3 separate regions of the Mus musculus genome follow, and all the other regions are linked to region 3. Evidence: chromatin contacts called from ENCODE Hi-C or POLR2A ChIA-PET data. All regions are on one chromosome and are shown on one strand. The core of a region is the stretch at or near the end of the contact, and the rest is flanking DNA. Distances in the headings are between cores, read along the strand shown. Region 1 holds the start of Ddt (D-dopachrome tautomerase). Region 2 holds the start of Gstt2 (glutathione S-transferase, theta 2). Region 3 holds the start of Susd2 (sushi domain containing 2).

Region 1 (3,611 bases), core at 454-2,953, 130 kb before region 3:
ACTGGCAGGCATGCTGCCTGTAGATTGTGGAACTTATCCCCTCTACCTGACTCCTTCTCCCCACAGCCTGTCAGTGCTGGCTGCAAAATCTTTGAGAGCCGACCCAAACTGGCTGCCTGGCGTCAGAGAGTAGAAGCCGAAGTGGGGGAGAGCCTCTTCCAGGAGGCCCATGAAGTTGTCCTGAAGGCCAAGGATATGCCTCCCTTGATGGACCCTGCCTTGAAAGAGAAGCTGAAGCTCTCTGTGCAGTGTTTGTTACACTGAGGGAATAGCTCGAACTGGGAGACAGACGGTCAAGGGAAACTCGGGGCCGTGCAAGCGAAGAGATGAGGCTGTCTGGCTCTTTGGCTGTCACTAGGACATAGGGTCTCTGGTCCGCAATTTCCTCTCTGCATCACCTGTGTTCCCTCTGTGTCCCCACCTGGCTTGTGCTGTAACATCAGTTCTTATCTGACTTCTGGAGAGAGCTCCAGGAAAATACTTGGGAGAAACGTATCTGGCCATATTCCTTTTCTTTGAAACTTTACAAACCATTGAACCTTCCCCCATCCTCCAAGCCATATTTGTATATACATGTATATACACATATACATATAATTGATATCTGGTACCACGTGACCCTCTGTGCTCCTCAACCCTGGTGCCTCCCTTCCTCAGTTTTGGCATGCAGGATCTATGATCTCTCAGTTGAATACATGCAAGAGACGGGGATTGACTAGTGAAAGACCTTTGTCCTCTGCGTCTTTGCTTCCTGCCATAGGTGGGGTGCAGGGCTGGTTCCTTTGTGGGAGTGGAAGTTGCTTGGTATGTCCTGACTTTCCAAATTCTTGTCCCAAGCATTCTAACCCTGACTGCTGCCTTCTACCTGTCTCCGGCTCCAAACTGTCAAGCTACTTAATCTTGTGCCATAAGACGTCTTTTATGTGCCTTACCTAATAAATACATTGTTAACAGAAGAGTAATGGTTTTGCTTCTGGATCCTTTAGTATGCACACTTTCCTATGTGTAATTGGACAGATTGCTTTTTTCGGTTTGTGTGTGTGTGACAGTTTCTCTGTGTAGCTCTGGCTGTCCTGGAACTCAGTCTGTAGACCAGGCTGGCCTAGAACTCAAGAGATCTGCCTACCTCTGCCTCCAGAGTTCTGGTTTTAAAGGCTTGCACCACAACCACCCGGCCAGATTGGTTTGTTTTAAGTAGTTCTACCACTCTCTAATGGACAATGATTTATCCCTGACAGAAGAGTTTACAAACTCAGGTATCTTAGGGACCAGAGAGAGATGCCCTTGTCCTAGGGTCTTGCCTAAGCACACCTCACGTGCTATTTGGTCTCAAGATTGTTCAAAAGAAGTGCGGTTCCCGTACTGAGTTTGAAATGATCACAATCATTTAAGAAACTTTAAGCCTTTAAGTCTCCTATAGAAATGTATGCCTTGTGGGCAACTAGCTGGGACGCTCAGAGGGAAAAACAGAGCCACCTGCCGACTGGGAGGGCCAAAGGTAGTGAACCTGGGACCAGTAATTTGGAGCCGGCACACGTGACAGCGGAAGAGGCGTATCTCTGATAGCCAATCTAGAAGGGCCGAGTCTGCCTGGCCAATGAGAAACAGAGCTGTGCTCTCCCTCCCCGGCCCCGCCTCCCTGGCCCCGCCTCCTCCCCGCCCCTCCCCGCGCTCCTTTTCTGGAACCTCTACTGGCTCCCACAGCTCACCCGGTGCAGTTACCGTTTGGCGATCCCACTCTTCTCCCGCTAACATGCCATTCGTTGAGTTGGAAACAAACTTGCCGGCTAGCCGCATACCCGCGGGGCTGGAGAACCGGCTGTGTGCGGCCACAGCCACCATCCTGGACAAACCCGAAGACGTGAGTGAGGGTCGGCGAGAACTTGTGGGCTAGGGTCGGACCTCCCAATGACCCGTTCCCATCCCCAGGGACCCCACTCCCCTGGTAACCTCTGACCTTCCGTGTCCTATCCTCCCTTCCTAGATCCCTTCCTGGTTGTCTTTCCCAGGCGTGACCCTGACGTGACTGACTCCCAAGGATCCTGGGCAGTGTCCCAGACCCGGAGCCCTCGGACCCCCACGTTAAGAATTTGGCGCGCCCCCTTCTGAACACCAGCCATGCCCTGCCCAAGCTTCAGGATTTAACTTTTGTGTTCCTTGCAGCGCGTGAGCGTTACGATACGACCTGGCATGACCCTGTTGATGAACAAATCCACAGAGCCTTGTGCTCACCTTCTGGTCTCTTCCATCGGGGTTGTGGGCACCGCGGAGCAGAACCGCACTCACAGCGCCAGCTTCTTCAAGTTCCTCACCGAGGAGCTGTCCCTGGACCAGGACCGGTATGCAGGGCCAGTGAGGGAACGTATTTGTGCGTCTGGAGTCAGGACTCAGTCTCTCTGTATGAGGTTGGGGGGGGGGGGGGTGTCACTATTTGCTGGTTCCAGAAAGCACTCAGTGTCCTTGTCCACGAAGGTGGACTCCTCAGGCACTGGAATGGTGGGTCTGTGATCAGAATGTTAGCAAGATTTCAATTCCTTCGACTCTCTACAGCCCCGAGAAAGGATGGTTTGGGAAGCCCCAGTGTAGTCTTGTGTGTACTGAGAATCTACTTAGGCACCCTCTTAACCACTGTGATAGTGGCCTCCTCACCGTCACTGAACCAGGGGGTCTGGTTTTTTAAGGGAGAACTTTTCCAGGCTGGTCCGAGGGAATCTGGTTGTGTCCTGAGGCAGATAACCTTTGAACTAGATAAGGCTCCGGGAGAGTTGCTGGATGATAAAAAGACCTCCCCCACAAGGTGACCCTCCCCTCCCCCCTCCCCATCCTTACATTCTGAGGCAGAGTTAGAGTCTCATATTCCTGAGGCTGGAGCGGGCCTGTGAAGAACTACGGAGATAAGTTTGAAAGAGCCTTCCAAAATGGAGTCCTAGTGGGCTCAGGAAAGTTGGTAATGGCTGCTTTTGTTGGATGCTCAAATGCTGTCCTTTAGTTGAGGGGACAATACTTCTTAACGGTAATGCTCGTGCACACAGCACAGGGCAGATTTGGTAGCTTCCTGACATAGATAACTGTATTGGGCCAGTTTTACAGATGGAAACCTGAGGGTGTCAGCCCTGTGCACAACCACCCTGGTGCCAGACGATCGCCAGGGACTTCCTCTGAGTCCTGTGATTGAGCAATTGCTGATTCCCACAGATTTGAATCAGATTTGAACCTGCGCCTCACTTAGAGCTGGGCTTTGGTTCAAAACTAAGTGCCTGGTACCCTGGGCACGCCTTTAGGAGCATGCAGTTAGTTAGAAGCAGGGGGACTGTTTGTTAGCCCGTAAGCAGCCTAACATGCTCACCTGAGCACAGAGCACAGGTATTGAAGCCATTGCGTTAAGTCTGCACTGGGACCGGTATAGCCATCACCTTTCTTCTGACTTGTCTTTGGTGCAAGGATCATTAGCTGGGGTGGGCAGATTGGCAAAATATCCTGCAGGCTGATATGGGCTGGCCTGTCTGGCAGGGACCTTAACAAATGAGGGGTGTATGCAGGAGTTGACATCTCTCCTTCTTCCTCCTAAAGGATCGTTATCCGCTTCTTCCCCTTGGAGGCTTGGCAGATCG
Region 2 (3,511 bases), core at 82-2,581, 190 kb before region 3:
ATGAGCAACATACTTCCTGTAGCAAGCAAGGTGCCACAACCTAAAAGCTACATAACCCACACAAAACAGACCACCAGCTGGGGTCTGTTCATACACTAGGTTCAAACGCAGGAAACTATGGGCTGTGGGGAGGTGGGGCGGGGGCGGGCATTTCTCATTCAAACTACCACTCACTCTGGCTTTAGGTATCTGACAATCAAGATGAAAACTATTACCAGTCAAAAAGGGAGGGTAGCAAAAAAAAAAAAAAAAAAAAAGGGGTATTTTTGTCAAGATTCAAGGAAGCCCTTTTTTTGGGGGGGGGGAGGGGTTAAGAAGCCGGAAGAGAGGATGAGATGGAAGAGGGGAGTGAGGCAGCCAAACCAGTTCCTTGCCAGTGTGGGAGGGGACTCTCCGGAGAGTAGCGAAGCAGGTACCTGAGTCTGCAGGGTGAAAGCCGGGGGGGGGGGGGGGGGGGTGTTTCGGGGCGGGATTCAGGGGTCCATCCATTCAAGAGCCATATCTGATCCCGTGAGAGAGGATGTCTGACCTAGGGGAAGCACGTGAAATAAACAAGGCCAGGAGACTTCTAGGGGCCAATCACATCAGAGGGCTTGGGTGGGTACAGTCATCTTGGATCACATGCTCTCCCTACCGAATTTGCACGAGCAGAGCCACGTGCGGTGCAGGGCTGCAGAAGAAGCTCCTCTGGGGACAGCTTTGTGTTTTTCAGAATCCTTTTCCTCAAAAAACAACACCAGCTTATTTAGGTAAAAGGGCAATTTGGCTTCAGACGGTTCTGGCGGTGGGAGGGGCGAGGGGAGGGGCCACTTGAGAGAGCTCGGTTTGAGCCTACTGGCTACCACAGCTCCTAGCTATCAACTCACAGGGTAAGACTGGTTCTATGGCAAATGCCTGTAGTCCTAAGCACTTGGAAAATGAAGTCGAATTTGAGGCCAACCTGGACTATATGAGTCCCTGTTTCAAACAAAACAAAACAAAACAAAACAAAAAATAGCCAACCAAATGAATCAAACAAACATAAATTCCCTGGAAAGCCAGGCAGGATAGGTCTCACCTGGGAGTCCCAGACATTCAGGAAACTAAGACAGGAGAATCAATGGAGCAGAAGGGTTTGAGGCCAGCCTGTGCTATAGCAAGACCCCTACCCCTCAATGTCAAAAAAAAAAAAAAAAAAAAAAAAAAAAGAAAGAAAGAAAGAAAGAAAAAAGAAAAAAAGAAAAACGCCCAGGGAAACATTCTGGTGCCCGATATGGCCCACGGGCTATAGCTACTCTAAAAGATTCAGATAAAGCCAGTGATAATGGGCACCTCTTTTCCCCATCGGAAGATGCTACCGTGGAGAGTGTTGGAGGCGGGCGAGAGAGGTGGTCCTGTGACTCCTTCAAGCTTTGCTGCCCAGCCTCACAGATCTGGGGAGGTCCAGTGTTCTTAGACGACCTGTTTTGCACGGGGCAGCTGGACCAACCACAGTTCTTCCTTAAGGCAAAGTTTCTAGCAGCCTGCAACAAGCTTCACCCGTTAAAGAAGGATCAGCGATCAGCCTCTAAGATCCCCTCCTGCAGTAACTGAGAGCTAGGAGCTGAGCGGTCTAGTTCCCCGCAAACGACTACGTCCACAGAACTCTGAGTTGGGTCCACGAAAGCCCAGCTAGGCCATTTCCGCGTCCGGGTGAGACTAAGGTCCTGGGCTGGATTCCTGGCTCCACGGTCCGCTGGAGCAAATCGCATAAGTCAGTCTGAGTGCGCGCGCACCTCAGCCCTGCTTTTGGTATAAAGTCCTCCAAAGCGTCTCCCTCCCCAAGATCAGCAGGTGTCAGCTATCCAGAGGAGGAAATCGTTTGGCTTGGCCAACTGAGGCTGTGCTGGACCCCAGCTTGCTGTTATCGAACGCAGTCGGCACACCATCTTGTGTCGCTACCGGCAATGGGCTTGGAGCTCTACCTGGACCTGCTGTCACAACCCAGCCGCGCTGTCTACATCTTCGCCAAGAAGAATGGCATCCCCTTCCAGACGCGTACCGTGGATATACTCAAAGGTTGGCACATTTACCCCTAGACCATGTCAGTCCTTCACATTCTGCCTGGGTACAATCTCCCCATCATCTGACCCCCCCCACCCCCAGCGCCGTCCACCAAGGAATGCTCTGCTCTCTTTGGAGTGGTCTTAGTCAGTTCAGAGCCCTCTTTAAACGTAACTTCCGCTCTGACAAGAGAGACTTTTTGTCCTGGGACGTGGGGAGAAAAATGAAAGATTCCTACAGTTTCTGCTTTGAAGGCACGCAGTGTTTAGATTCACAAAATTCCGGAGACTTTGCAGGGAAGAGACACATAGCTGAGCCACCTCTGTGCCTCTGGTTCCCGGCCCATCCGGATTTTGGCCGTTTCGACCTTGCTCTGGTTGCAAAGAGAAAGGGGAAAATAGGAATACTGCTTGAGTCCTTGCACGCATTTTCTGGCTTCTTCCTTCCCAGGGCAGCACATGAGCGAGCAATTCTCCCAGGTGAACTGCTTAAACAAAGTTCCTGTACTCAAAGACGGAAGCTTCGTGTTGACCGAAAGGTGCAGCTGTAAATATACCCAGAGCCCTCACTACCTCCTCCGGCTCCCTTTGGCCGCCCCACTTCCGTTGGAGTGGGGTGCGGGGCGGGGCCCTGGCCGACTCCGACCCTAGGCTGTGAGGGGGCCTGGCTAGAGCAGACTCTGTGGGAAGGGGTCCTGGAAGACTAGAGGGCTGATCCAGCATGTCCCTTGCTTCTGTCCTGTTTCATCTGCTGGACTCCCCCCCTCCCCCTCCAGGCCTCCCTATCCTGATTGAGGGGTATTGGAAGGCGACAAGGGGACGATTGTCAAGGGTTAGGGAAAAAAAAATGTAGATTCAACAAAGGACTAGGAAGGGCTTCTCCTAACTTCCTAGATGTCCTGTTTAATCCGCCAAAGCTTGGCCCCGGAGACCAATGAAAGGGTCAGGGCTCACAGACTGTTTGGTTCTCCCATTAGAGTCTAGTGTCAGAGAGCTAAAAAACAAAACAAAACAACAACAAAAAAAAACCCACAAAACAACAACAACCACCACCAAAAAAGAAAGGCGGAGAGAAAAAGGTCTGGCCAGGGGTCAGTGTCCACGACATCAAAAAAAGAGGCGACCTGGAGAGGGGCAGAGCTCTTGCTGGTGTCTGTCTGTGTGTGTCTGTGTGTGTCTCTGGGTTTCACCATGCACAACATTGCAGAGAAGAAAGGCTCTGGGGACAGGCAAGAGTCATGGAGAGATAGGTGGTGAGACCAGAGGGAAGTACTTCAAATGTGAGAATTCTGAAGGCCCCGCCAAGGGATGGGAAACAGCCAAGGTCCTTAAATCCCCTCTTCCCATGGTCCATATAGCCCCTCTTCTATGATTCCCAGCACAGCCATCTTGATTTACCTGAGTTCCAAGTACCAGGTGGCAGACCACTGGTACCCGGCCGACCTACAGGCCCGTGCCCAAGTCCACGAATACCTGGGCTGGCATGCCGA
Region 3 (3,438 bases), core at 354-2,853:
AAGCCCTAGAAGATCATGCTATATAGCCTGGATCGGCCAGGTCAGCCCTGCCTCAGCATCCTGAGTGAGGTTAAGGCATGTGCCACAACACTTGACCAAAACTGAAACAACCCTGCCCTTCCTGGGCTCCACACCATCTATCTTGGAGATACTTAAGTCCTAGCACCTCATACCTGCCTGCCATGACTGTCACCCATAGTCAGAGCCCCATTTATCTCTCCTTGCAAACTCTGGACCAGAATGAAGACAAGTCCGAGTCCATACGCCTGTGTGCCGCCATAGACTGAGCCCTCAATGGAGAAGAATCTGTTGACTAGACCTAATAATCCAAGGCCATGGATTGGAAGCATGGCAACCCAGGATGGGTCCTTACCAGGCCAGCCATCTGGACAGCCAAGACGCTGGGGACAGCAGTCACTTAGCCATACCCCTCTGCTTACCCATGCCTCTCAGGGTAGGGAGTTACCGCAATCCTGGGCCTGGGTTGTTAGCATCGACTGCTACCACCACAGGACCTCAGTGTGCACACAAAAGCACCCATATAGAGCCCCTTGTGGCTTAGTAGATTTTCTTTCCCCTGGAAGGTGGTGACTTCTCAACCAAATCCACCTATGGGGTTGCAGGTATAATAGGGGCAGGGTTACCTTAGGGGTAGTTGGTTCCCACTCCTATACCTCGGGTCTCCTCAGATACTCGTGGGAGACACTGTCACCTCCAGCCCCGACTAGTTCTGGGTAGTCATTCTAAGTGAGAGGGGACTAGGCCCATAGAACAATAGGCTGGCTGAGACCCAGGACCAGAGGAGAATCACAGATCAGATGGCTTTGGTTCACAAGCCAGCCACCTGAGCACCTCCTCCCCTGTGAGGCTAGCCAGTGTGTCTGCATTGAAACACTACAGATCCCCTGTCCTGATGTCTAGCCCAGGTGACAATCCCTGAGTGAGAGAGAGTCCCAGCTTTGGGGTCCTTCATGAGTCACCCTAGTATCAAGGTCTCCCAGAAGCCAGTAGCTGGTCTCCACCAGGCTCCTTCCTTCTAACCCTCAACAGGATCTGTTAGCTCCCCAACTGACAACACTGGAGCTAGGCTGGCCTCAGCCCTGGGCTCCTCCGTCTCGGTAGTGACTCTAAAGCTGGCTGGCTATTCATCAGAAATGACCCAGTCTCAAGTCCATGCTATGTGCTTAAAATCCAAACAGATTAATTCTTTCTCCACCTCCGCCTGTCAGGCTGAGTGTGTGTTAGCAACACCTCCCTAGGGGAAGCAGAGGTCTAGGTCTGCCCTAAGGGGCCAGGACTTCTCCCACCCAACCAACAGAAACCTCACACACAAGACTGGACTGTGACCCCAGGGTCTGAGCTGTCTCGCCATTCCGCTTCAGGTGCCAAAGGTCTTAGCATCTGGACGCTCCAGCCCCTCATTCTCACACAGGGTCCCAAGGCTGTGATGATGCTACAAGAATGTGCTAACTAGGCACTTCGGGCTCTGCCTGTCTATCGGCACCTGTGGACTTTGAGAGGGGGCGGGGAGGGCAGGGGAGGGGAGGAGTGATGCCGCAGAACGCTGGGCGGGGTCAGGAGGCGGGGCCTGGCCAGCCAGGCAAGAGCCTGCCCTGCAAATCTCTGAGCCACTGTGCTGCCTGCTGGTTGCAGACACAGGGCACACCATGAAGCTGGCCCTCCTGCCTTGGATTTTGATGCTGCTCTCAACAATACCAGGCCCCGGGTTCACAGCAGGTATGCCCCCACTTTGTCCTTCTGACCTCCCTGTTCATCTGCCTGATCAGCCAGGCCCTAAGCAGACACCCCTCTGGGCTCAGCTGTCTATCCATCTGGCAGTCCATCTGTGACTACACTGGGGAGTACTGGGAAGAAACTGGGGGGGTGGGGGGGGCTCCTGGATCTAGACACTTCTGGTGGAGATGGGAGGTCTGAACCAAGCTCATTCTGCACTCACATAAGGGCCTGGGAGGGAATCCCGGAAGACCAGAGCCTGCAGCCCAGCCTCTGTGAAGGGTGCAATCACACAGGGAACCCCCTGCCTCTCATCTGTCCCTGTGCTGGTCCTTCTCGGCGCAACCAAGAAAGTCTAGCAGGAAGGATGAGCCTAGAGCCATGGCCTTTCCCTGAGCTGAGCTGGGAGTTAACCAGCCTGCAGTCTCCTGCTTCACACAAGTGCCACCACCCTTCTGGTACTTTATCTCATGGCATCTTGAAGCATCTTCCCACACCCCTTGCAGTCGTTAAACCTTAGCCGATAAATATTTATTGCTGCTCCGGAGTATAAGCTTAGTGAGGTGGTCTAATGGCTTAGACCGCAGCCCGGCTCCTGGTGGATCTCCATCAAGGGTCTGGGGAAGGTGTGGTCTGGCCTGGGAATTTGTACCTCACCCCAGTCTCCACTTTTCAGCTCTGGGGCTGAAGTACAGCCCTACCACAGGTCTCCACAGCCCACAGAGGAAGTGGGCTGAACAGCTAGGCCTAGACAGGATGTTCCACAGTTTCTATGGGGTATTCCCAACTACACTGTGCTGCAACCCTCACTGGAATGTCCCCTCCTATCCCCTAAAAAGGGAGTGTCCTGGCTGCCTTCTCAGAGGGTGGGGCTCTCTGAGATTCAACTGTGTCCCACCCCCAGAAAGAGATGGGACAAGCTCAACCCAGATACCATTCCCTCCCCGGCCTTCAGTAGGACTCTTGGTGACTATGTACCCTATCAGAAAGCACGGGGACCCTTTTTTAGCTGTGAGGACCCACAAAGCCACTCCATTACCTGTGCTAAAATGGAGCCCCGCCCACAGAGCCGGTGGCTTTCCACCATGCCACTTGGTAGCCATAGCAATCCCTGGTCTGTCTCATGGACGCTTCTCACAGGCTCCAGGGGAAACGGGCCCTGTTGGTCAGGCAGCTGACCCTGGGACACGGGGCTTTCTTCTCCAGGTGCCCAGGGAAGCTGTTCCCTGCGCTGCGGGGCACAGGATGGACTCTGTTCCTGTCACCCAACCTGCTCGGGCCTTGGCACCTGTTGTGAAGATTTTCTGGACTACTGCCTAGAGATTTTACCCTCCTCAGGGTCCATGATGGGTGGCAAAGACTTCGTGGTGCAACATTTAAAGTGGACTGACCCTACTGATGGGGTCATTTGCAGGTGGGGGGTGGGGACCTAAACAGCTAGGTCATTAGGGCTCCTACACGCTCAATCCCAAGCATAGAGTGGGGGAGCTGGAGGTAGCACCCTGGGACCGAGGGCAGGCAGGAGAACACTGGCGCACCTAGCCTAACCCATTTCCATAGCTTTTGGCTCAGGCTGCCTCCACCCATCTCTGTCCCTCAGGTTTAAGGAGAGTATCCAAACCCTTGGCTATGTCGACGACTTCTATCAAGTGCACTGCATATCACCCTTGCTCTATGAAAGCGGCTATATTCCCTTCACCATAT

Evidence for each region. Hi-C counts contacts between places; a loop is a spot of excess contacts on that map. ChIA-PET counts read pairs that join two places held with the same protein, here RNA polymerase II (POLR2A).
Region 1: POLR2A ChIA-PET joins it to region 3 with 17 read pairs in embryonic stem cell. The contact joins the promoter of Ddt here to the promoter of Susd2 in region 3. POLR2A ChIA-PET finds 5 or more read pairs at or near these places in 4 of 5 experiments (Patski and embryonic stem cell).
Region 2: a map of heart shows a loop between it and region 3 (2.2-fold over the local background). The contact joins the promoter of Gstt2 here to the promoter of Susd2 in region 3. A Hi-C loop is called at or near these places in 1 of 37 maps with a recorded cell type or tissue (heart). POLR2A ChIA-PET finds 5 or more read pairs at or near these places in 3 of 5 experiments (all embryonic stem cell).

The regions. Positions count from the first base shown.
Region 1 is chr10:75,771,466-75,775,076 of GRCm38, reverse strand. It overlaps Ddt (D-dopachrome tautomerase), which reads left to right and starts at 1,703. Exons shown (of 3, transcript NM_010027.1): 1 at 1,703-1,861; 2 at 2,164-2,339; 3 at 3,571-3,611. The coding sequence starts at 1,754. Gstt3 (glutathione S-transferase, theta 3) reads left to right here. Exons shown (of 5, transcript NM_133994.3): 5 at 67-955. The coding sequence ends at 264.
Region 2 is chr10:75,832,701-75,836,211 of GRCm38, reverse strand. Gstt2 (glutathione S-transferase, theta 2) reads left to right here and starts at 1,331. Exons shown (of 5, transcript NM_010361.2): 1 at 1,331-2,037; 2 at 2,473-2,560; 3 at 3,401-3,511. The coding sequence starts at 1,926.
Region 3 is chr10:75,642,173-75,645,610 of GRCm38, reverse strand. It overlaps Susd2 (sushi domain containing 2), which reads left to right and starts at 1,603. Exons shown (of 15, transcript NM_027890.5): 1 at 1,603-1,737; 2 at 2,941-3,148; 3 at 3,335-3,438. The coding sequence starts at 1,668.